2 separate regions of the Mus musculus genome follow, and region 1 is linked to region 2. Evidence: chromatin loops called from intact Hi-C (ENCODE). Cell type or tissue: left cerebral cortex. All regions are shown on one strand. Links, peaks and the distances in the headings refer to the core of each region. The heading gives the core; the rest is flanking DNA.

Region 1 (11,347 bases), core at 1,616-9,615, 1.2 Mb before region 2:
GCTCCCCTGGCTTCCCGAGCAAGTAGCTACAGGCAAAAGTGAGAACGAGAGAATGAGAGGCAAACTCGTGGCTTCTGATGCTGTTCTGTCCTGCCCAGGCCAGTGGAGCAAATAGTTCAATAGTTAAAGTTGCACACTATCCCATTCTCTTTTCTTCCTACTTGAGAGCCCAGTCGTGGCACTGTCTGAGCCTGGCTTCTTGGAGAAGCCAAAGCAAAGACGCACAGAACTGAAGAACGTGAAATTCTAGCCGCAGCATCATCATGGCTAACTGTGTGACCCCAGGAGTGTCACCACCCTCTCTGGACCTCCTTTTCTTTAAGTTTGTGAGGTCATTCCACGGTCTATGGCATGGGCCGAGACGTGAGGCTGGGCAACTGACAAGAAGTGACCACAAGGTGGCAGTAGAAGCCTGAGATTTATTCTGTTGACGACACTTGGCCAGATTTATGTGAAGGGCAGTTTCAGGGGCTAAGGTGTGGGGCCACCACTTAGGGAGAGTTGGGACGCTGGAGGGGCTGGGATCAGAGCAGCCTCTGGCTCACCTCCATGATGTCTCAAGGTAACTTGATCTCTTTGTGGCTAGATGTGCCTTGTGCCTCAAGTACATGAATGGACATTGGGCTCTGTGTGTGTGTATGTGTATTTTGTAAGTTTTTTTGTTTTTTTGAGACAAGGGTTCTCTGTGTAGCCCTGGCTGACCTGGAACTCACACTGTAGATGAGGCTGGCCTTGAACTCACAGAGATCTACCTGCCTCTGTTTCCAGAGTGCTGGGATTAAAGGTGTGTACAACCACCACCTGGCTATTTTGTAAGTTTTAAAAAATAACATACTTAAAAAAATAAGTTAAGACTGTTATGGTAGAGCCTTTAATTCCAGCATTTGGGAGGCCGGAAGAAGAAGAAAAAGAGGAGGAGGAGGGGGAGGAGAAGGAAGAAGAAGAGGAAGATAAGAAGGAAGAGAGCTGGACAACACAATTGTCTTCTGGTCTCTATTTCTCCGGCACACAGCGTGCACACACACACACACACACACACACACACACACAGAGTCTGAGCCAACCATTTTTTTGTTACTGCTGTTGCTAGTCCCTAAACAATGCTGTCTAGCAACCGTTTACACAGACTTGACCTTGCATTAGTCTAAGTAATATAAAGAATACTGCAAGTGCGTGGGAAGATGGACATGGGTTCTCTACAAGCACCATCACATCTATACAGGGCCTACGTATCCACACAATGTTCGCCGAGGGTCCCAGAACTGAAGCTCCAGGCATCCCAAGGGCGACTGTATTACTGGGATTTAAATACATCGAGGAGGATGCATTTGTGGGCGATCTTGAGCTTAGCCAGGCTCAAGGACATCTGCGTAAAGGAACAAATGTCCAAATGATGCTACTTAGAGAGAAGTCCCTAGGCCAGGAAGATGGCTCAGTGGGCAGAGCTCATGTAAAGTCAACATGATAGTGCATACCTGGAATCCCAGCACTTCTAAGGCAAGATGGAAGGTGAAGGAAGGCAAGAGAATTCCTGGAAACATATGGGCAGGGTAGCCTGGTGTACACAGCGGGGCAAACAAGAGACCTGGGCTCCACCAAGGGGCAAGGACATGATTGACAGCTGAGCTTTTCCTCTGACCTCCACTCATGTGTCATGGTAAGCATGCACCCCTACTCACAGGAACACACACACACACACACACACACACAGTGTACACACACAGATAAAAAGTAAAAATAAAATACAGTACCTAAAAAAAACATCCCTTCAAGGGTAAATTTTCCGGTCTTGAAAGTCACTTTAAGATGAAGCAACGTGAGACTTAGTCTGTCCCTCAACGAGGGCAAACAAGCTAAATAGACTTTTCTAAAGTGCTGCTGGGACTCTGTCATTGCTATTCGGCTTGTCACACAGCTCTGTCAAGAAGCCTAAATTTAGATGGTTCCTTGTTCGGAAACCAGGACATTCCGTTTTTGTCCGAAAAGCAATGACACAGAATTGAATCCTGTTCAGTTGCTGTTAATTCATAAGACATTTGGATCCAGCTGAAGAAATAGAGATGTTAATTGCATTGTTATTTATAGTAGCGTAAATTAGAAAAAAAATCTAAGTGGTAAAAAAGGAGAAAATAAACTGTGGTGTAGTTAATCAAGGAATATTATGTGAACATTAAGAAGGATGGTCAGGCCGGGCATGCCTTTAATCCCAGCACTTGGGAGGCAGAGGCAGGTGGATTTCTGAGTTTGAGGCCACCCTGGCCTACAAAGTGAGTTCCAGGACAGTCAGGGCTACACAGAGAAACCTTGTCTTGAAACACCCCCCCCCCCAAAAAAAAGGGATGGTCATGGGGTTGGGAGATAGATTAGTCAGTGCCTTAGAATCCACATTGAGAAGAACCAGACAGGACTACTAATGCATGCTTGTAGTGCAATGATGACCACTGACCAGCCGACCTAGTCAAAAAACAGCCATCCCAGGTTCTAGTGCGAGACCCTGTCCCTAAAAATAAAAGAGTATTACTTTAAGGAGCAACATCTGAGATTGACCTCTGCCCCCGACCCCCCCCCCCATAAATAATATTAATAGTAACAATAATAACATTGAAAATAAAACCATAGGTTATTTATGGTGATCTATGCCTTACATGCAATTCTAGTACTTGAGAGGCTGATGCAGAGGCTGATATATGTTTCTATATATTTATATCTATATCTACATTTATATCTACATCTAAGTTTACATCTGTATCTATATCTGTATATATCTGTGCATGTACCTCAATTGCACGTGGAGTTCAGAGGACAACCTAAGGAAATTGGTTCTCAAACTAAACACAGCACGTGCCTTTGATCACTGAGCCACGTCATTGGACCCAAGTTGCAATACTGTTTATGGAGGAAAATTTTTTGTGGCTTTCCAGAGTAAAGATTTTGTAGTGTGAGATCACTTGAAGTGCGTTTAGCAGGGACGAGTGATGGAGATATCAGGAGGCAGCGTTGGGATTCAGGGTCCCAGCAACATCTCTGGGCTTGGAGGACACCCAAGCCACTTTAGTTTTTGTACACACAGAGCAGCAATCTTCCAGTTAGGCATGGTGACGTATGTATTCAGCATTCAGGAGGCTGAGGCAGGAGAATCACTCAAGGTCAGCCTGGGCTACATAGTGATGTCTTGTCTCGACACAAAACTCACTAGAAAAAAAAAATCTATGCTGGGAGAGTTCAGTCACTAATGTGCTTGCCATGGAAGTGTGAGGACCTGGAGTTCAGTGTCCAGTAACCAGGTATGATGGTCTGCCCTTGTAATCCCAGAAATGCGGGCGGGGGGGTGGGGGGCAAGGAGGCGGAGGCGGAGGCGGAGGCGGAGGCGGAGGCGGAGGCGGAGGCGGAGGCGGAGGCGGAGGCGGAGGGATCCCTAGGCTAGGAGGCTCTGCCAGTTTAACCTCGCTGACAAACTCCAGCATGCACCGCTATGCCCTGGCTTTTATATGGGTTCTGGGGACTGAACTCAGGTCCTCATGCTTGTGCAGCTAAAACTTTACCGAATGGCCAGGTCTCCAGAGCCAGAGGCTGCCTCTTGTGCTGACCACGCAGTCTGGTCAACTGGGTGGCAAAGGTGGCAGGCTGGGTTCTCACACAACCCCCCACCCCAGCCAGGCCAAAGGAAGAGATCCTGGCCCTGGCAGAGGGTACTCAGTGGGCTGCTAAGTACTGGCTATTGTTCAGCTGGCAGGTGTGAAGTCTGACTGGGATTATGTCTCTCTTGTGGTCTCTGCCATGTCTTCTTCAAGCGTTGCTTATCCTTCATGACCGTCTGTCTTGACCCAGACACTTTCGTGTCTGCCGAGGTCATGTGACCCTCTGCATGGGCTGTAGAACTGAGAGGAGACTCAAGATTGCACTGCTCAACTGGTGATGAGTGAGAGCTAAGGTCAGTATTGCATTTAGCCATGAAAAAAGATGGCAGGAGCCTGGTCTCTTTAGATGCTGGGAAGGACTTGTGAATGGGTGAACACTGAGTTGAAGAAGTGTTTAGGGTTCTCTAGAGGAATAGACCCGGCAGAGTGATTTTACATTAAAAGAGGGATTTGCTAGTTGGCTTACACAACAGAGGCTGGGTAGCCCATCCCTGGCTGGCTGTATGCTGAAGAAATGGAGAACAAAAACACTCACTCTGTGAGTCTGCTGCTGCCGGCCTGGATGATTCCTGGTGAGCTGCTGGGCTTCAGTCCATGTTAGAAAGTGGAAGATGCCCGGTTCCGATGTTGGGTGTAGGGTGGCGGCACAGCCATGGTGGCAACAGGATAGATGCACTCACGAGCCAGAAGATGAGACAGGCAAGTGAGCAGCTGTCTTCCCTGCAGACCCTGGGCGGTGCCACCCATTTACCCCACCCCCAAGTCAATCTTTCCTGCTAACATCCTCAAAGACCCATCCAGGGTGTGTGTCTTAGCTGATTCCAGATCCAATTAAGTTGACAGTCAAAATCTAAAACTTCCTCGGTATCTGCCTCGGCTTCTGTTACCTCTGCCACAACCCGTAGAACTTCAGGCAAAAGAGAATAGTAGGCTTGGGAATTGTGTAATGGTTCAGTGGGAAAAGGCACTTGTCGCCAAGCCTCAGGACATGAGGGGTTCTAGAAAGAGAAAACTCATGACACAAAATAAGTAAGTGTGACAGAAGGAGAATAGGCTCATCTGGCAGTCAGACAAACAAATGACATGGAGACAGACAGACAGATAGAAACACACACACACAAACAGAGAGAGAGAGAGACAGACAGACAGATACACACACACAAAGAGAGAGAGAGAGCGAGTAAAAGTGATAACATTGATGGATGACATTTGAGCAAACATTGTATTTGATTAGAGAAATAAATTAGTGTGCTGGTGGTGTATGTGTGTAATCCAGGTGCTCACTCAGGAGGCTGAGGGAGGAGGGTCATAAGGCTGAAGTCAGCCTGCCTGGGCTGGACTCTGAGCTCAGGTTAACCTGAGTGATGTATCAAATCCTGTTTCTAAAAAATTGAGTAATCTAGTGGCTGAGGCCTTTGGACCAATCCAGGGTTTGTTACTTCGTTTGTTTTGAGACAAAATCTTATGTAGGCCAGGCTGGCCTTGAGCTTGCCTTGTAGCTGAAGAAGGCAGCCAGCATTCTGCTCTGACCTCCGTGCGTGTGTATACTTACACACTCACATGTGTGCCACACACATAGCTGGGCAGGGTGGTTCACACCTGTAATTCCAGCCCTCAGGAGGCAGAGGCAGGAGGATTATGAACTCGAGGCTTGCCTGGACAATATAGCAAGACTCTGTCTCTAGACAGACAAATGGATATAAAGCATCAAAGATGTAGAGTCTAAAAGTGATTTTGGCATGTTTGTGAGGAGGGGTGGGGCCACGTTTAGTTTGGGCTACTGCTCATTTGTTACCTCTGTATACCTGCCCTTACTGCTGCTGATCCCACGGAAGTGTGGAGCCCCTGCGCCCTCACGCCTGTTACCCTAAAACTGCCCCTCCACCAGGGATATTCAGTGAAGCTGACTCACAAAAGCCCACAGGAGGAAGTCAGGGAGAAATCACTCTGAAATTCAGGAAGCAAGGCGGGAGTTTACTTTTTTGCAGCGGTATGAATTGCCGGAGATTTCCCAGGCCCTTTCAGCTGTCTTGTCTCTGAAGAATTCTATTTTGGTGCTGGCTGAGTATCCATCCACCCAGCTCTTCGGAACACACTGTGAATGGAAGCGATGCCAGCTACCGAGGGCTGAGTCACCCCTCAGCAGCTGCTGGTGACCACACTGATGGCTCTCAAGGTCTTTCTGTTGTTTGTGACTCGAGTCTGAAGCATCCTCCCACAGGCTCCTAGTGCCTCCTATGACCTCCTGGGTTTGAACACTTGGTCCTCAGCTGCCGGGGGTGTCTTTGAAGTGTCCTGTGATTCACTGATCACACCTTTGGACAAGTCTGTGAGGACATTTCTGGATAGAGTTAGCTGAGGCGTGTGGGCTGCGCTGCATCGAATCCCAGGTCGAATACAAAGGAAAACCTCAGAGGGGAGGAGAAAGCAGGCTGAGCACCAGCACTCCCCATTTCCCTCTCTCCTGGATGTGGACACTGTGTGACCAGATGCCTCGTGACCATGGTGGGTGCTTTGCCCACCAAGATAGACTCTAGCCTGTCAACCATGAGCTAAAATAAACCCTCTGTCCTTGTGTTACTTTTGTCATAGCGACAAGAAAGGCTGCTAATGTAGGGCTGAAGAGGCCCATTTGAACTCAGGATTTGTTTTATTCTTAGTTATATGCACATTTGAGAACCCCCATGTGTGTGTGTGTGTGTGTGTGTGTGTATGCATGTGTGCATGTGTGTATGTGTGTGTGCATTTGTGTATGGTATGTGTAGTGTATATGTGTGTATGTGTGTGCGCATGTATGTATGTGTTTGATCATGTATGCACATGTGGAGGACAGAGGTGTCTTCCTCAATCACTCCTTTTTTTTAAAAAAAAAAAAAGATTTATTTTATGTATATGAGCACACTATCGCTGTTTTCAGACACACCAGAAGAGGGCATCGGATCTCATTACAGATGGTTGTGAGCCACCATGTGGTTGCTGGGAATTGAACTCAGGACCTCTGGAAGAACAGCCATCTCTCCAGCCCCAATCACTCCTTTTTTGAGATGGGGTATTAGAGCCTGAGAAGGTGGGAATAAATCACCATGAAAACCAAGTCTGAGACAACAAAAGTTTCTTTATTCAAAGTCTTGTATATCAGGGAGATGGCTGGGTTCAGGATTCAAACTCTGTCAGCAGGGCAGGACAGAGTAACCTTTTAAAGCAAGCAAGCAAGCAAGCAAGCAAACAAGCAAGCAAACAAAAACCCCCAAACAAAAACAAACAAACAGGAGGGGTAAGAGGTAAGGGCTGAACATTTCCATCTGTCTTTCACACCGGGCATTTAGAGTGTGTTAATACTTGTCAAATACCTCAGATGGCTTTTCTGACAACCGAGTCTGGATAGAGATCAGTCAGTCAGAGCCACTTTAGCAGCTGCTAGGTTTCAGTCCTGACTGGGTGCTGACCAACTAAGCCTAGGCTAAGTTCATGTGGGAAACCTGGGGCTAGGAGCCGTTTCTGGGAATTTGGTTGTTTCTTAGAATTCAGCCTAATACGAGGTGGAGACTCCATACAAGACGGGGTTGCCGAGGCTACCTATGTGTGTGGCCTCTGACAAGGGTTTCTCACTGGTCCTGGAGTTAGATGATTAGGTGAGCCTGGCTAGCTTGGTCCCTGGAGTCTACCCATCTTCCCTGCCCTGTGTTGGGATTAGAAGCATGTGCTGTGGTACCTGGATTAGAAGCATGCGATGTTGTGCCTGGATTTTTCCATGGGCACCAAGGCCTTGATCTTAGGTCCTCATGCTTGTGCCGTGACCACTTTATCTACTGAACCATATTCATCACTCCATCTGATGTTGTTTCCGCGTCCTGGCCAAGATATAACAAGTTATACTCACACCAACTGGAAGAGAAGAGCTAAGCCAACAGATGTCTCATTGGTATCCATTTTCTCAAAGAACACAGTTGCCACCCTAGACAGTTTTAAACACTCCACCCCTACCTACACTGGCAGCATGACTGGTTCCTGATGGGGACACTATTTTGGGAGTTTCCAGAAATGTTTGGAAGTTGAGTCTAGCTGGAAGTAGTAGTTCCTGGTGAGGAGGTGGCTTGAGGTGTGTCCTGGGAGGCATCTTGTTCTGGGACACTTCTTTTTCTCTCTTCTTGTCTGTTGTCAAGTTAAGAACCATGCCCACCACACACCCCAGCCATCATGACATTCTGCCCAGTACCCAGAGCCACACAACTGAAAAGTCTCTGATACAGGTCTCGGGGGGGGGGGTCACTGAGGTGGATTGTTAGGGACAGAGAGTTGGTTAGAAGAGCTGCTAAAACCATGGACAGACAGTTGATGTGCTGTGGCATCTGTGAGAGGAGAGAGTGGCTGCAGGTTCTGAGGTCTGGGCAGCAGCTGGGTTCTAACAGTCTTATAGTGACCATGTACCAAGCCCCAGAAACCATGAGCCAAAATGAATAATTTGAGTCGTTCCTCCAGGTACTTTGGATGCAGCTGTAGATACACTGTATGGATACACTGAATTTATTTTTCCCTTCAGGGAGAGAGAAAGATGGAGATATGTCTTGAAGAAGTTCTTAATAGGATGTCTCATCAGAAATTCCACAGCTTGCACCCTGGGGTGAAGCACAGGTACCCAGTGTGCTATTCTTTGTGACAACACAAAGGGAAATTTCATTTCTTTTGTAATGCCTTCACATGAAGGTACTAGGGTGCCTCAAACATTTGGATGTTGCCTAGGAAACACCCAAAGAGGCACTCTGACTTCACCAGCTCTTAGTGGCAGGGAAGATCTCTAACTTTGGAGGTCACACAGTTGGGGTGGCACATGCCTGAGCTACCTGTTTTGTTAGAGGCACTGTTTCTCTTCTGTGTGGGTCTCAACTGTGTGGGTTATGGTAACAGTTTCCTAGGTTACGTTTCAGAGACCCGAGGCCGGCTTTTATTGACAGCTTTAACCCTTTACTCCGCTCTGCAGATGCCCAGTGGGTGATGGGAACAGGCTGTGAAGGTTGGGCATCTCTCTTTCCTTCTTGGTACTCCAGCCTACTTGTCAGGCCCTGCCTGTCTCTGCATACGGCGCTCATTCAAGAAATGCCTTGCTCAGAGCTGTATTACAGGATGGACTTGACCTACTTTCATACTCTCTTTTCCTTTCCAAGGGTAAAGTCATGTAGGACCTGCCATGACCAAAGCCACAACACACACACACACACACACACACACACACACACACACGCCCGCGCTTGTGTGAGCGCCCACAAAGACATAAGGAGTTAGTACACATGGCATGGGGCATGTCTTAATTAGGGTTACTATTGCTGTGAAGAGACACTGTAGCCATCGCAACTCTTATAAAGGAAGATATTTAATTGGGGCTGGCTTACAGTTTAGAGGTTTAGTCCATTATCATCATGGCAGGAAGCATGGCAGCCTGCAGTCAGACATGGTGCTGGAGAAGGAGCTGAGAGTTCTACATCTGGATCTGCAGGCAGCAGAAAGAGAGAGAGTGACACACTGCACCTGGCTTGCACATCTGAAACCTCAAAACCCCTACCCAGTGACACACTTCCTCCAACAAGGCCATACCTCCTAATAGTGACTCCCTATGTCTATGAGAATGCATATTTTTATTCAAACCACCACAGGAGAGATATTTGAAATGTGTTATGTACTTAATTTTTTTTTTCATAACAGCTTCCTCAGAATAGCTTCTGACTGTGAAACCTGGATCTCCATAGTGAGCCCATGTAATAAGACTTGAAGCTCGTATCATGGGAGTAGATGGCAGAGGGTGACAGAACTGATTCCCAGATGAGCCCAGGAAGCACATGATAAGTGTATGTGCACATGTATGTACAGGTACATGTATGCATGTATGTGTATGAAGGCCAGAGGTCAGTGTCAAGTGGCTTCCCAGATCGTCTTCCACCTTACTTTTTGATACAGGATCTCTTACTGAACCTTGGGCTTACTGGTTTAGCTAGGCTGGATACAGCCCTGGGATTACAAGTATATGCCACAATGCCTGGATTTTCTACATGGTCTGAGGGTCAAATTCAGGTACTCAGGCTTGCATGGTGTCCCAGTTTTGATTTTGTTACTATAATAAAATACGAGGGTGAAAAGAAAATTAGGGTTTATTTTAGCCCACAAGTCTAAGGTCTACCCCTGAGGGAGGGGCACGGTGGCAGGAGCCCGTGACAGCTGGTCATGTCACAGGCACAGTCAAGAGCAGTGAGTGATTGTGCATGCTTCTTGCTGGCTTGCTTGTGCTCAGCTCAATGTTTCCTCACTTAAACAGTTCAGGATTCCTTGCCTAGGGAATTGTGTCACCCATAGTGGGTTGGGTCTTCCTACCTTTAATTAAGATAACTCCCCATATACATACACACAGGCCAGCCTGATGCAGACACGCCTCGATTGAGACTTTATTCCTAGACTATTCTAGGTTGTGTTGAAGATTAAAGTTAACCATTGCACATGGCACGTGCTATACTGACTTGGCCATCTCCTCAGCCCTGTCTGCTATTTTTTTTTTTTTTTTTACAACTGAGATTTGTGGTTTGTAATGCAGCAATAGATGTCAGATATAAATGAATGGGGCTACTCAAAATGTAAAATAAGGCTTTATTACCTTCTGAAGTTTTCCTAGACAGACCCAGCTACTAAGTCAGAGACCACAAGTCCATGCAAGGCTTTTCAAATAACACGTGTAAGTATTGCCTCTCTCATCATGACTTGTGGGATAAGGATATCATTTGAAGACTTGCCCATTCGCTAGCATTAGGACGAGAAACAACCCTTTGGCAAGATTTCAAAACTGAAGGAGTCTTGGGAGGCAGAATCATTTATAATAAAACACAGTGACTTGGAGCCTTGAGTTTTCAGTTATTAAGATTGTAGAGCCAAAGCTCAGCCATGCAATTTAGTTCTTAGCCATGTTCGATAATCTCGCCTCCGAGTCCAACATCTAAATACCACTGTCAATCAACGCCCGTCAGGCAACTCTTACTTCATGCAGTGTGACCCGTGGAACTGTGGGAAGAACAGGAAGTGAAAGTTGTTCCTGCTCCATATGGATATTTAACTTAGATAAAATACAAACCACTAAAACAGTGCTAGAATTTTTTTTTTTTATTATTGGGCTCTTTAGAACTTTATTTGTAAAAGAAAAATTATAGAATTTTATGTTTATTTAAAAATAACTCTCAAAATGCAAAGACACATAAAGAAAAATAGGTTTCCAATAACTTTAATCGTTGATTGTCATTGAGATTTTGATGACTATCTTTTCTGAGAATTTTTAAGGTATGTGTATTGTTATATACATGGTTGGTAGAGTCAGTTGTCTGTAGCAATGGCCTGCGTCAAATGCACTGGAACTTGCCTGGGACTCATAGCAATCCTCTTGTCTCAACCTTCTCAGTGTTGAGATTATAAGTATGAACCATCAGACCCAGCTTGTACCCAATTTGGGTGTTTTGCCTGCATGTGTGCTTATATACCTGTGTGCCTGATACCCACAGGGGCCAGAAGAGGGCAGTATATTCTCCTGGAACACAGCTAGTTGTGAGCTGCCATGTAGGTGCTGGGAATTGAACCTGGGTCCCCTGGAAGAGCAGGTCCCTGCTCTTAACTCCTGAGCCATATAGAATTTTTTAATAAAAAAATTAAGAGATGGGAGTTAATCCAGTTGGTAAAGTGCT
Region 2 (11,347 bases), core at 1,959-9,958:
GGCACAGACACACACACACACACACAGAGAGATACAGACACAGTCAGACAGACACACACATACACAAACACACAGATACACAGATATAGATAGACACACAGGCAGACACACAGACACACAGATACCCACAAGATATACAGATACAGACAGACAGACACACAGATACATAGATACAGACAAACACAGACACACATAAATATACAGACATGGACACACACACAGATATACCGACACAGATAGACACACACACACACAAATACACAGATACAAAGATTTAGACAGACTCATAGGTACACAGACACACAGACACAAATACACATACATATATACAGACACAGTCATATAAACAGATATACAGATACACACAGACAGACACACAGATACACAGACACAGACAAAGAGACACACATACACACACAAATACACATACAGATATATAGACATAATCAGACACACAGACACACAGACACAGATACACACATATACACATATACACAAATATACAGGCAGACACACACACATACATACAGATATACAGATATAGACACAGACAGACAGACAGACACACACACACACACACACACACACACACACACACACACTAAAATAACCAAGTTCCTGACCTCTCAGACTAACATTAACTACAACTGCACCAGTGTGTAAGTCTCTGAATGAATGATTTATGTGGCTTTGGAGAGCTCGCTGCACCAGTCTTTGAGGCCAAACAACACCCATTTGTGGGTTGGTAATCGATGTACTTCAGCAATATATAGGGGCAAACTTGGTTGCTAGTTAGCTCTCCCGAGGGTGTTAGAAAATTGTAATCTAGACGCAATCAATAGACATTTATTGAGTGTCTATTCCAGGCCTGTGAGATGGTGGGCTTTGTTGGGGAAGAAAGAGGGAGATGAACTGGGGAAGCCGACTGTAGGGGTGACTTCTTTCCTCACAGTGTTCCACTTAGCCAGGAAAATAGCAACAGAAACATCCCTGGCAACACCAAGAAAGTGAGAAAGGGGAAGGCAATCCCTTGGCGTCTGAGCCCAGGAGGCCAGTGCAAGCAGAGGGGCCCATGCCCCTTCCCTGTGAGCTAAGGCCACACTAGGAACTGTGCACACATTTTAGCTACATTTGCCCTTTTGACTAGAATTTTTTTTTGAGACAGGGTTTCTCTGTGTATCCCTGGGTGTCCTGGAACTCACTCTGTAGACCAGGCTGTCCTCGAACTCAGAAAGCCACCTGCCTCTGCCTCCCAAGTGCTGGGAATAAAGGCATGCGCCACCACTGCCCGGCAGAATTTTTAAGTAAAATAAATGTCTAGGCTTAGTGGGCAAAGTTTTTGTCTCACAAACACTGGCAACTCAGACTGAGTCCGAGCACCCATATAAAAACTGGGCCTGGTGGTGACTCTAAGGCTGGTGGGTAAAGACAGGGTGGTTTCTAGAGCCCTGTCAGGGAGCTCCAGGGTCTGAGGGAACCCTGACTTAAAAAATAAGGTAGAGAGTTATACATTATATCCACATTCAGGAAGCAGAGGGAGATGGATGCTGGGGCTCAGCTCACATTCTACTTCGTATTCATGTCGGAGCCTAAGCCTAGGGAATGGTGCCACCCACAATTAGGGCGCATCTTCCTAGCTTAATAACCTAATCTAGATAATTCCTTATAGGCTCAGAGGCTACTCTAATTGAGACAGCCCTTCACAGCTATGCCCTGAGATTTGTCTCCTAGGTGACTCTAGGCTCTTCAAGTTGACAGTGAGCCATCACACCTCTGCATACCTCCTTTCTGGTCCACATCACTACTATTCGTATTCTCACCCATCTAGGGGAAGCAGCCTCCCTTCCCTTACAATCTCAAGCCACTACAGCTCCTATCTGGGACACAGAAGCTCTTGGGAGTCTGTGCTTTCAAATATCACAGAAGCCCCTGGCCTGTGCTGCTTCTTCCCTATCTGGGAACAACCAAGAGGCTGAAGATGCTTGGGTTGCTCCATTAAACATGGGAGAAAATATCTCCCAGGCTCCAGCGTACCACAGCCAGGGATGGTATTCCCAAGACAGGAGGGCAACAGACTCAACTCTCCCATCACACACGTTTCCGACTCACACCGGCGGCTGTCTCCGAATGGTTCCCATCTGCTTTAGCCTGTGGAGGTGAGGGGAGGTGAGCTGCCTGGCCCTGGGCCCATTCATCTCCCTCCCGTTCCCAGGCTGAATACTCATGGGCAATCAGTCCTTGCCCCCTTCTGCCTTTGAGTCTCTGCTCTGCTAACAATCGGATTCTGCATTTTCTGGTGATACAGAGATTGTGTGTACAGAAATGTGGACTTAGATATCATACCCTGTCATGGCAATATCATGTTCACTATGTATTGATCATCTTCCTTTTTATAGTTCTCTCTCTCTCTCTCTCTCTCTCTCTCTCTGTGTGTGTGTGTGTGTGTGTGTGTGTGTGTGTGTGTGTGTTCATATATAGTTATTAAACTGGGGAGTCACAACCTGTATTCCAACTCAAGTCCAGTCACCTGTCCATAGTAGAGAGCAGGAGAAGGAGACTTTTTCAATGTGACCACACTGGCAAGAGGGACACAGAGATCAGTAAATCCCCCCTGTCTGTCCTCAGGGTCCTGAAATGTAAACAGAGGACTAAGGTTGTGCACATCTGTGTGTCCCTAGCATGGTCCTTTCCACTGCTAACCCATCACTCCCTGGGTTTCCAGCTTATCTTCAGGTGTGAAATCTCTTCCTAGGAGACAAGTTCTCTCACTGGCTGGTGAATTTTCCTTCTCTGAGCATGGGATTCCTGGAGAAATTTACATTTCTTTAGGGTCCATTGTTCTAATAGTCTGGTTATCAGATTGAGAGATACAAGTATCTCTTCAAAATATCTTCATTTTTGTGAGGCTGGTTACTCTGTGGAAACGCAGGTGCGTGCATCACGTGTGTGGAGGTCAGAGGACAAGCCTGGGTATGGGCTTTGCCCTCCAACTTGTTTAAAGGTGGTATCTCCTGTGGTTCATCTTCTTGAGTGCCAGGCTAGCTGGTCCAAGCTTCTGAGATTCTCCTGTCTCCTCCTCCCACTTGCCACGGGATTACAGACGTGGACTACTGCATCCAACTTTTTGTGGGTTCTGGGCATTTAAACTCAGATCCTCACAGCTGTTTGGCAAGTGCTTTATCTACAGAGCCCTCTCTCCTGCCCTAATGGTTCATCCTCAATTCAGATGCAAGATGAAGGCAAGGTAAGAAGATGCTAGGGCACTGAGAGAGGAATCGATTCTCAAAGAGGCAGCTTCAAATGTCCAAATACCAGACTTTCTGCAAGCAACCCTCAAACTGCTTAAACTAAAGCAAATCACCAGGGGCTGGCAAGATGGCTTAAGGGGTAAAAATGCTTGCTATGCAAGCACAAGGGCCTAAGTTCATATCCACAGTACATAAAAGCCAAGTGTGGTGGTACATGTCTGTACATGTGGTACATGGGAGGTATGTGGAGATAAAGGGATCTTGGGAGTTTGATGGCCAGCACCCTGTCTAAGACAGTGATCTATATCCATGCACAGAGTGTGACTGTCTCAAAATATAAGGTAGGAGGTTGGGGAGATGGCAAAGCAGGGAAAGCTCTTGATACACGTGAAGGCCTGGGGCAAAATCCTCAGTCCCCACATAAAAAGTCAGGGTGGCCTCATATGGAGACCTCTGTGTTATGGAGGGCAGACACGAGAAGGCTGGCTGCCAGTGTGGTTCCAGGTTCAGTGAGAGATCCTGTCTAAACAGAGATAAAAAGAAAGAGGTGAAAAATGACATGCAGGACACCTGGCATCCTTCTCTGGTGTCTGTGTTTGCATGTGGGCATGCATACATGTACCGCATGTTCACATATACCAGAGAGAGAGAGAGAGAGAGAGAGAGAGAGAGAGAGAGAGAGAGAGAGAGAGAGATGATGATGACAGACAGACAGACAGACAGACAGACAGACAGACAGCAAAGAGAACCACAGGCCAGGCAGCAATTCCAGGACATGGACACAGACAGATCAAAAGCTCAAGGTCATCCTCGACTACATAGTGAATTTGACACCAGTCAAAAATAGTGCCACCCTTATGATACCTGTGGCAGACATCACCAATCAATCAACATCTTTTGCATCAGTGGGCAAGAATAAACCTCAGAGACCTTCTCAACACGGCCCTTCAGAAAACCCCCATCCAGGTTGTTGTGCAACACAGGAAGAACAGTATCTAGCTTCAGGGTAGATTGGATGTCTTAGAGGTTTCTCCATGTTTGACCGCACAGCCCCAAAGCTCTTGCACTTGACGGCTGTGTAGCCTTGCATGGTGTGGCTACGTCGTGATTTATTTAACCAAGTCCTTCTTGGAAGCATTCGGACCATGTCCAGCTTCTCTTCAATGGCTGTGGCTCCAGATTAATGTTGTCTTCTCCTTACCCTCTGTATAGATGTGCAGGTGTTTCTGCAAACTGGCATCGGCAGGCTCATGATTCACAACGTGCACGTTTGTGTTTTTTGTAGACACTGTCCGGTCACAATGCTGCCTGACAGACATGGCTCCAGCTGAGGTTGAGATTCCCCACTGCCCAGCCTTCCAAGCACAGCATGTTATCTGTCTTTATACCTTCCTAGTTCTATTCCTCACAGGGAACTGAAGAAAAAGTGAGAGAGTGAGTGGGGACTGACAGTCCCCCTTCAAAGGCACTTCTTTAATGAACTTAAAGTCTGCCATCTGGGCCCATCTCCCTGAAGGTCTCACTCTCCTAATCACACCACCTTGTGGACCACATCTATAGAGTATGAGCATTTGAGAGACTACAGGTCCAAAAGTGGTGCCAACCCAAGGACAGGATATGGCACTGTTACTGCAAATTTCATTCTCCATTTCCCTGCGTAGGCTGAGCGTATTTTCATGCTCTTAGCCAATCACATCTAACCTATAAACGTGTCTCTTCGTGTGAATTAGAACAATGTGGGAAGAAAAATAAGGAAAACAATGGCACAAATTCCAACAATAAAGAATTTCTCGTGTGCATTGGTTTGGTGTCTACGTGGTGTGGCTTTGTGTGTATGCAGAGATAAAGTGGGTGAATGTTCGTGCGCGCACATGAACGTTTGTGTGTGTGTGTGTGTGTGTGTGTGTGTGTGTGTGTGTGTGTGTGTGCTTGTGAAGGTCAGAGGACAACACCAGGTTCTGGGATTGCTTATTCCTTGTATCCTCTGAAGTCTAGTCAGCTTTCCCTTCAGGCCAAAGTTTTCCTTTTAGTGTCCTCAATAGGGCTGGGTTGCTCTCTTCTACATCTGCAATTACCCACAGAAAACGTCCATTACCTTCCCATCATGGAAGCAAAAGGGCCTTGTGAGGCTCTCCTCCTTCCCAAGGATTGACTGACAGTTAACAATCAACATGATTCATCCTCTGACCCCAATGATAAATAAACAGTTCGTTGCTGAGAGAAGCAGAGAGGTGGCGTTTTCCTGAGTGGTGTAGCTGCCCACACATCATCTAAGCTCTTACAAGGAAACCCCCATGAAACTCATTACTTGACCAAGCCAGAGCTGGATACAATTGTTTGTTTGCACATTAGCCCCTCACTGTCCCTTACCCAACTGCACAGCTGAGGTGACCAAGGAGAGCACCGTCAGACGGAGTTCCACCAGCATCCTCAGGTTGTTCTATCATTGCCTCCATGAATCTGGACAGAGGGCCTCCCCTCTGGCAATTCAGGATAAGGTAATCGAACTGCTGGTTCTAGCTTATTATCTCTAGTTACTTGGGCATGATCAGGGGAACAGAAGGTCAGAGGGCAGTCTGGACTAAATGGTTACTCTAAAGCTATTCTGGGTAGCTTAGTGAGACTCTATCTCAGGAGGGTGGGGAGATGAAAAGAAAGCTGGGAACGTAGCTCCGTGGTAGAGCACCTGCCTAGAATCCTCCAGTGAGAGGCTGGGGGCATGGCTCAGTAGTAGAGCCCCTGCCTAGAATCCTCCAGTGAGAGGCTGGGGGCGTGGCTCAGTGGTAGAGCCCCTGCCTAGAATCCCCCAGTGAGGGGCTGGGGGCGTGGCTCAGTGGTAGAGCCCCTGCCTAGAATCCCCCAGTGATGTACTCAGCCCTGTACTCATCAGCCATGCCCATGGACTTACTGAAGAATTCTAAGCACACACTCTTCTGCTGAGATACATGTTCAACCCTGATTTTACTTTCTATTTTGAGACACCATCTCACTAAATTGCCTAGGTTGACTTTCAACTCCCTGTATAGCCCAGGCAGGCCTTGAATTTCCATCCTCCTGCCTCTGCTTCCTGAGTGTTGGGATGTCCCTCTGTATGTTTCCCTCTGTCTATAAAATGTCATTCTTAAATTAAGACTCAGAAGTCACCCCTCACAGGACCCAGGTGCTCTCCACCACAGCGACAGGAGAAGGTTTACCCCCACCTAGTCTTACCTTAGCTCTTACCCACTATTTTCTGATTGCCTTTCCCTGAGCTGGGGCTGCTTTGCAGAATGTTCAGTGCTGTAAAATGAAGCTAAGAGCAGCATACCTGGGCATCCACAGAGCCTGCTGGGGAAAATACAGAGTGCAGACACTATTTATACAGCGAGGGAGTGTTTTGGCAAGAAACTTACAACTGACGTTTAGAATTAATTTAGCGCCTTGTCTGCTCCTAGGACATATGCCATGTGTCTAGAATTCTGACACTGTCAACACCATCTGTGCCTGCTGGATGTGGTAGAGAAGGACTGAGGAGGCCCTGGTACAAGGACAGGCAGTTCCGGGTGGCGGCAACAATCACACCTCCTTCGGTGTGTGAACGCCACCAATGTGTATAGAATCCCAGACCTCCAATCAGCAGGCAGATGGTGCGTGTCTTGGTTTGTGAAAAGCACCAAGCACAGACAGTAAATGGTGCAGTGCAATCTGGGATCAGACGGAATGTGACCTGCACTGTCTGTTATCCGGACTTTGTGGGATGTGGGAGTGGGAGTCTGGAGGTGGGGGTGGGACAAGTGTGAGCTGTTTGCTTCCTCCAGGGCAGGCTGGGGATTAAAACGGAGTCATTGTTAGGGACATAAGGTCTAGTCCCAGAAACTGGAACCACCTGTGGAATAAATGACCCCTCTGACAGTGTTTGCCTCAGACGACGTAGGCTGTTGTTGTTGGTCACAGGTGATGACAGAGCTTTGCTGTCACTCTTAAATACAGACTCCAATGCTGGGTGCTCAGAAACAAATCCTTAAATCAGGTGACAGCCATGGGCTATGCTCACTAACACTGTTCAGAGAAGGAAGCAGCCTTCTCTGATTCCTTGTCCCATGGAGCAAACATACTAAAAAAAAAACATAGATGGCTTTTCTGTGATGTCACACCCAGATTCACTACGCATCTACAAATCTCTCCTCCCCCTTCTGTATCCTTCCTCCCCCCCTCCTCCCCCTGTTCTTTTCCTTCCTCTTTCCTCTGTATATGAGTGTGGGGTGGGGCAGTGGGGATAGAACTCAAGGTGTTGCACATAATAGGCAAGCAAAAATGATACTTCTAATTCATGCTCTCAGGGGCTTCTAGGCAGATGCTCTACCACTGAGCCACACCCCCAGCCCCTCATTGGGGGATTCTAGGCAGGGGCTTTACCACTGAGCCACACCCCCAGCCCCTTACTGGGGGATTCTAGGCAGGGGCTTTAACACTGAGCCACCCCAGCTCCACACTAGGGGATTCTAGGCAGGTGCTCTACCACTGAGCTACGGCCCCAGCCCCTTACTGGGGAATTCTAGGCAGATGTCAAACCACTTGAGCCAAACATTCTAGTCCTCCTTTTGCTTTTTATCTTCAGACAGTCTCACTATGTTGCCTGGGATGGTCTTGAAACTGGAATTCTCCTGCTGCAGTCTCCAGAGCAGCTGGATAATGGACATGAGGGTTCCCAAGACTAGCACCCTAGAAAATTTTCTGAGCATTGCTGGTGACTTTAACTACAAAAAATTGAAAAAAAAAAAAAAGCAGAGGATATCCCACAGGAGAGGAGCCAAATGACCAGCTTATCAGCCATGAAGAAAGGAGCTACCCTAGGTGAGGGCTATAAGCTAGATTTGCATGTTAACTTATTTTATAGTGTGTGTATGTACATGTGTATGCACATGTGTGTGTGTATGTGCCCTTTAGTTCATGTGTTGGTCAGAGGGTAGCTTTCAGCTGTCTCCTTCCCTATTGATGCCAGGAATTGAGTTCTGGTGTTAGCCTCGATGTCAGGCACCTTTAACCTTCGAGCCATCTTGCTAGCTCCTAGATTTGCAGAATTAATGTACAGCTGAGAGTTGTACATTAATGTATTGTGAGGTGACCTCTGAAATGAAAACCATAGGTGATGGGGAATGAGAGAGCCAAGGTGGGGTTCCAGGGAGCCAAGAAGGTGAAGACATTCAGAGGGGTGAGGAAGACAGGAGAGACAGAGGTTCAGACAGGGCCATGAGATAGGCCACCATGTGGGGACAGGGACCATGGATTCAGTGTGTGGGAACTTGGGGTTTGATTTGATGTGCAGCGAGGAGCAGTTGGGGAACCCCAAGCCCCCATAGGTGCTCCATGAGGAGTCAGAACACAGGTAAAGCCACATTAAAAATTAGGCCAGGCCTAGTGATCCTAGCACTTGGGAAGCTGAAGCAGGAGGATCAAGAACTCAAGGCAGCCTAGGCTATGTAACAAGTCCCAGGGATGCGGATGGCGTGTGTGAGGCACTGGGTGTAAAAGTGCTATATGAAAAAAAAAATGTCCACAGTGCTGCAGAAATGGCAAGCACATCCTGAGATTCTGAGATGGGAAGATGGTGTCTAAAAGTCATAGTAAACTGGGGGAATACAGCATAATGGTAGAGTTCTTACCCCAGTGTGCTTAAGCCCGTGGGTCTGAATCCAAGCACTGTAAATTAATAAGAACAATAATAACATTAAAAAAAAATCCACTTCCATGAGTCCGTGCATTAGTCTGCTTTCCAGCTCCACTGAGGGCTGGGTAGAGGAAGTGATATGATACTGGCTTGCCAAGAGCTGGGCAAGGAACCACATCTTGGTAGCAGCGTCTCCTGTCCATCAGGAAGCCCCTCTTTGGTTAAGCATCTTTGAAACTGTGGTGAGGTTGTACCAGGTACATCAGAAGCTGAGGCACCAGTGCTTCTATCCACGCACTGAGGCGGGTTAACACCCTCAAGACACCTGATACTCATATTATGTCACTTGTGTTGTGGCTTCTACACACACACACACACACACACACACACTTTTGTGGAGATCACGGGCAGAAATGTCATAAATTGACAACCCTGAAAGGGTCGCTTCTATCCTTGAAATAAGCCATCTGCTTCAAAACCATTTGCGAAAGCTTCTCTGGACTCGACACTGCAGAACCTCCCAGGCATTGCCCATCTTGGGTAGCCCACTCCAACCCTGTTCTTTGAAGTCTTGCTTTCTTTAGCTTTTGCTAAATAAACCAACATTCAAACTACCTATGTCTCTTGCTTTAGTTTGCCTGTCTGTTGCAATTAACACCATGACCAAGAGCAACTTAGGGATCAAAGGGTTTATTTGGCTTATACACCCTGATTGTAATCCATCATTATACACCTGATTGTAATCCTGATTGTAATCCTTGACCCAATGGTCAAGGCAGGATCTCAGGGAGGAACAGAAGCAGGAACCGGGGCAAAGCTACTGGCTGGCTTGTTTCCCTGGTTTGTCAGCTTGCATCCTTACACCACTCAGGACTACCTGCCTGGGATAGTGATACCCATAGTGGACTGTGCCCTTCCACATTAGTAAAACACACAACATACACAGCCGCAAAGCCAGTCTGATGATGGTAATCCCTCAATACAGGCTGTCTCTTCCCATGTGACTCTAGGTTGTTTCCAACTGACGAGACTAACCAGCGCATTTCTTGACTAAACTCTTTGCTTCAAGGCAACAATCAAATGATGCCCCTCCACCTCCATAACAAAAACACAAAGACACAGTGAGAAACCTGGGGGCTGGGGGTGGCACTCACTCTAACATCAAGAGCCCAGGACCCCTTGACAAACCAAACTACCTTGCCTAATTTCCCCCTTCCACCCAATGAGGACAGTCATAACAGAACTCCCCGTCTCCATGATAGTGAGATGAGATGGCAGAGACACAAGCATTACCAATAAATATGCGCCTAGTTTCTCTACTTCTCAGCCCGTGTCTCTCATTCAAGCCTGGGTAAGGTGTGGCATATGTGCTTGCCTCCAGAAGCAAGCATCTGCCCACTCAACATAAATGCCTGCTGCTCTTCATTGCTGGTGTCAGGGCGCCCCACAGCACCCAACATGAGGTAGTTTCAGAAGCCCATGCAAAGCCTGTGTGTTGACCCACTGAAGAGAGAAAGCTGGCTTCTGTCCTCACCACAGAATGCCCCCTCCTGAACCAGCATAAAAGCCCCCACTCCCTGCAGCTAGCAATTTGCAAGAAATTGCTTTTTCCTTTTTCATTTAATAATCATCAAATCCATCCTCCAGTCAAACAAACTGAAAATCAGCTCACGAGCCGAGAATAACCTTGCCACCCGTGGAACAAAAGAAAATGTTTAATTGGGCTTGCATGGGGTAAAACTTTCAAACAGCACAAGGAGGGGGTCATACATACAGCGAGAGGAAGTTGCCACCCTCTCCTGACCTCTGACCTCCTCCTCAGATACCCAGAAACTGTTGATAGTACTTGCACATCCTCCAAAGAATGGTGTCTATACATGGCACTGCTGTTATGCAAATGGTGTGTGTGTGTGTGTGTGTGTGTGTGTGTGTGTGTGTGTATGCACTTACACCTGCAAAATCCAACCATTAATATTAGATTTCTCTCTATAACTCTCTACCTTACTTTTTATGGAAGGGTACAATGGGTAGTTTTAATTACCAACTTGACACCATCTGAGATCTGAGAAGAGACTCTCAGGGATTATTTGGATCAAGTAGGTCTGTGGACATGGGGAGGTTGCCTTAACTGCTAGAAGAAGACCCTGCCCCCTGGTGGTGGTGTCATTCCCTTGGTTCGGGTTCTAAACTGTACGAGTACAGAGAGGAGCTGAACACGAGCAAACATACATGCAATTACTTCATTTTCCTCCCCTCTTAACTGCAGATGTAATGTGGGCAGCTGCTTTAAGTTCCAGGTTGATTTTCCCTTAGTGATAGACTTAACCTAGAGCTGTGAGCCAACCCTTTCTCCCCTAAGGTGCTTGTTGTCAGGTCATTTTATCCCATCAACAGGAATGAAATAAGGACTTGGGGTATTGTGGTTTGCAGGTGAACCGTCCCCCACAAGCTC

What was found. Hi-C counts contacts between places; a loop is a spot of excess contacts. Peaks named below come from ENCODE experiments on the same cell type or tissue, not always from the same donor. Only the 100,000 strongest peaks of a DNase experiment are listed, where the experiment ranks them.
Region 1: a loop joins it to region 2, with 8 times the contacts of the local background. A loop is called at or near these places in 2 of 42 quality-filtered maps.

What each region holds. Positions count from the first base shown.
Region 1 is chr5:142,308,543-142,319,889 of GRCm38, reverse strand. No RefSeq gene overlaps it. Among named protein-coding and RNA genes, the nearest start is that of Gm30998, 49 kb to the left of the region's middle. In left cerebral cortex, for the core only: no CTCF peak of the experiment used is centred there; DNase peaks (open chromatin) are centred at 1,932, 5,722 and 7,583; H3K27ac peaks cover 409 bases.
Region 2 is chr5:141,111,558-141,122,904 of GRCm38, reverse strand. No RefSeq gene overlaps it. Among named protein-coding and RNA genes, the nearest start is that of Gm30866, 7.6 kb to the left of the region's middle. In left cerebral cortex, for the core only: a CTCF peak has its summit at 6,572; DNase peaks (open chromatin) are centred at 6,733 and 7,215.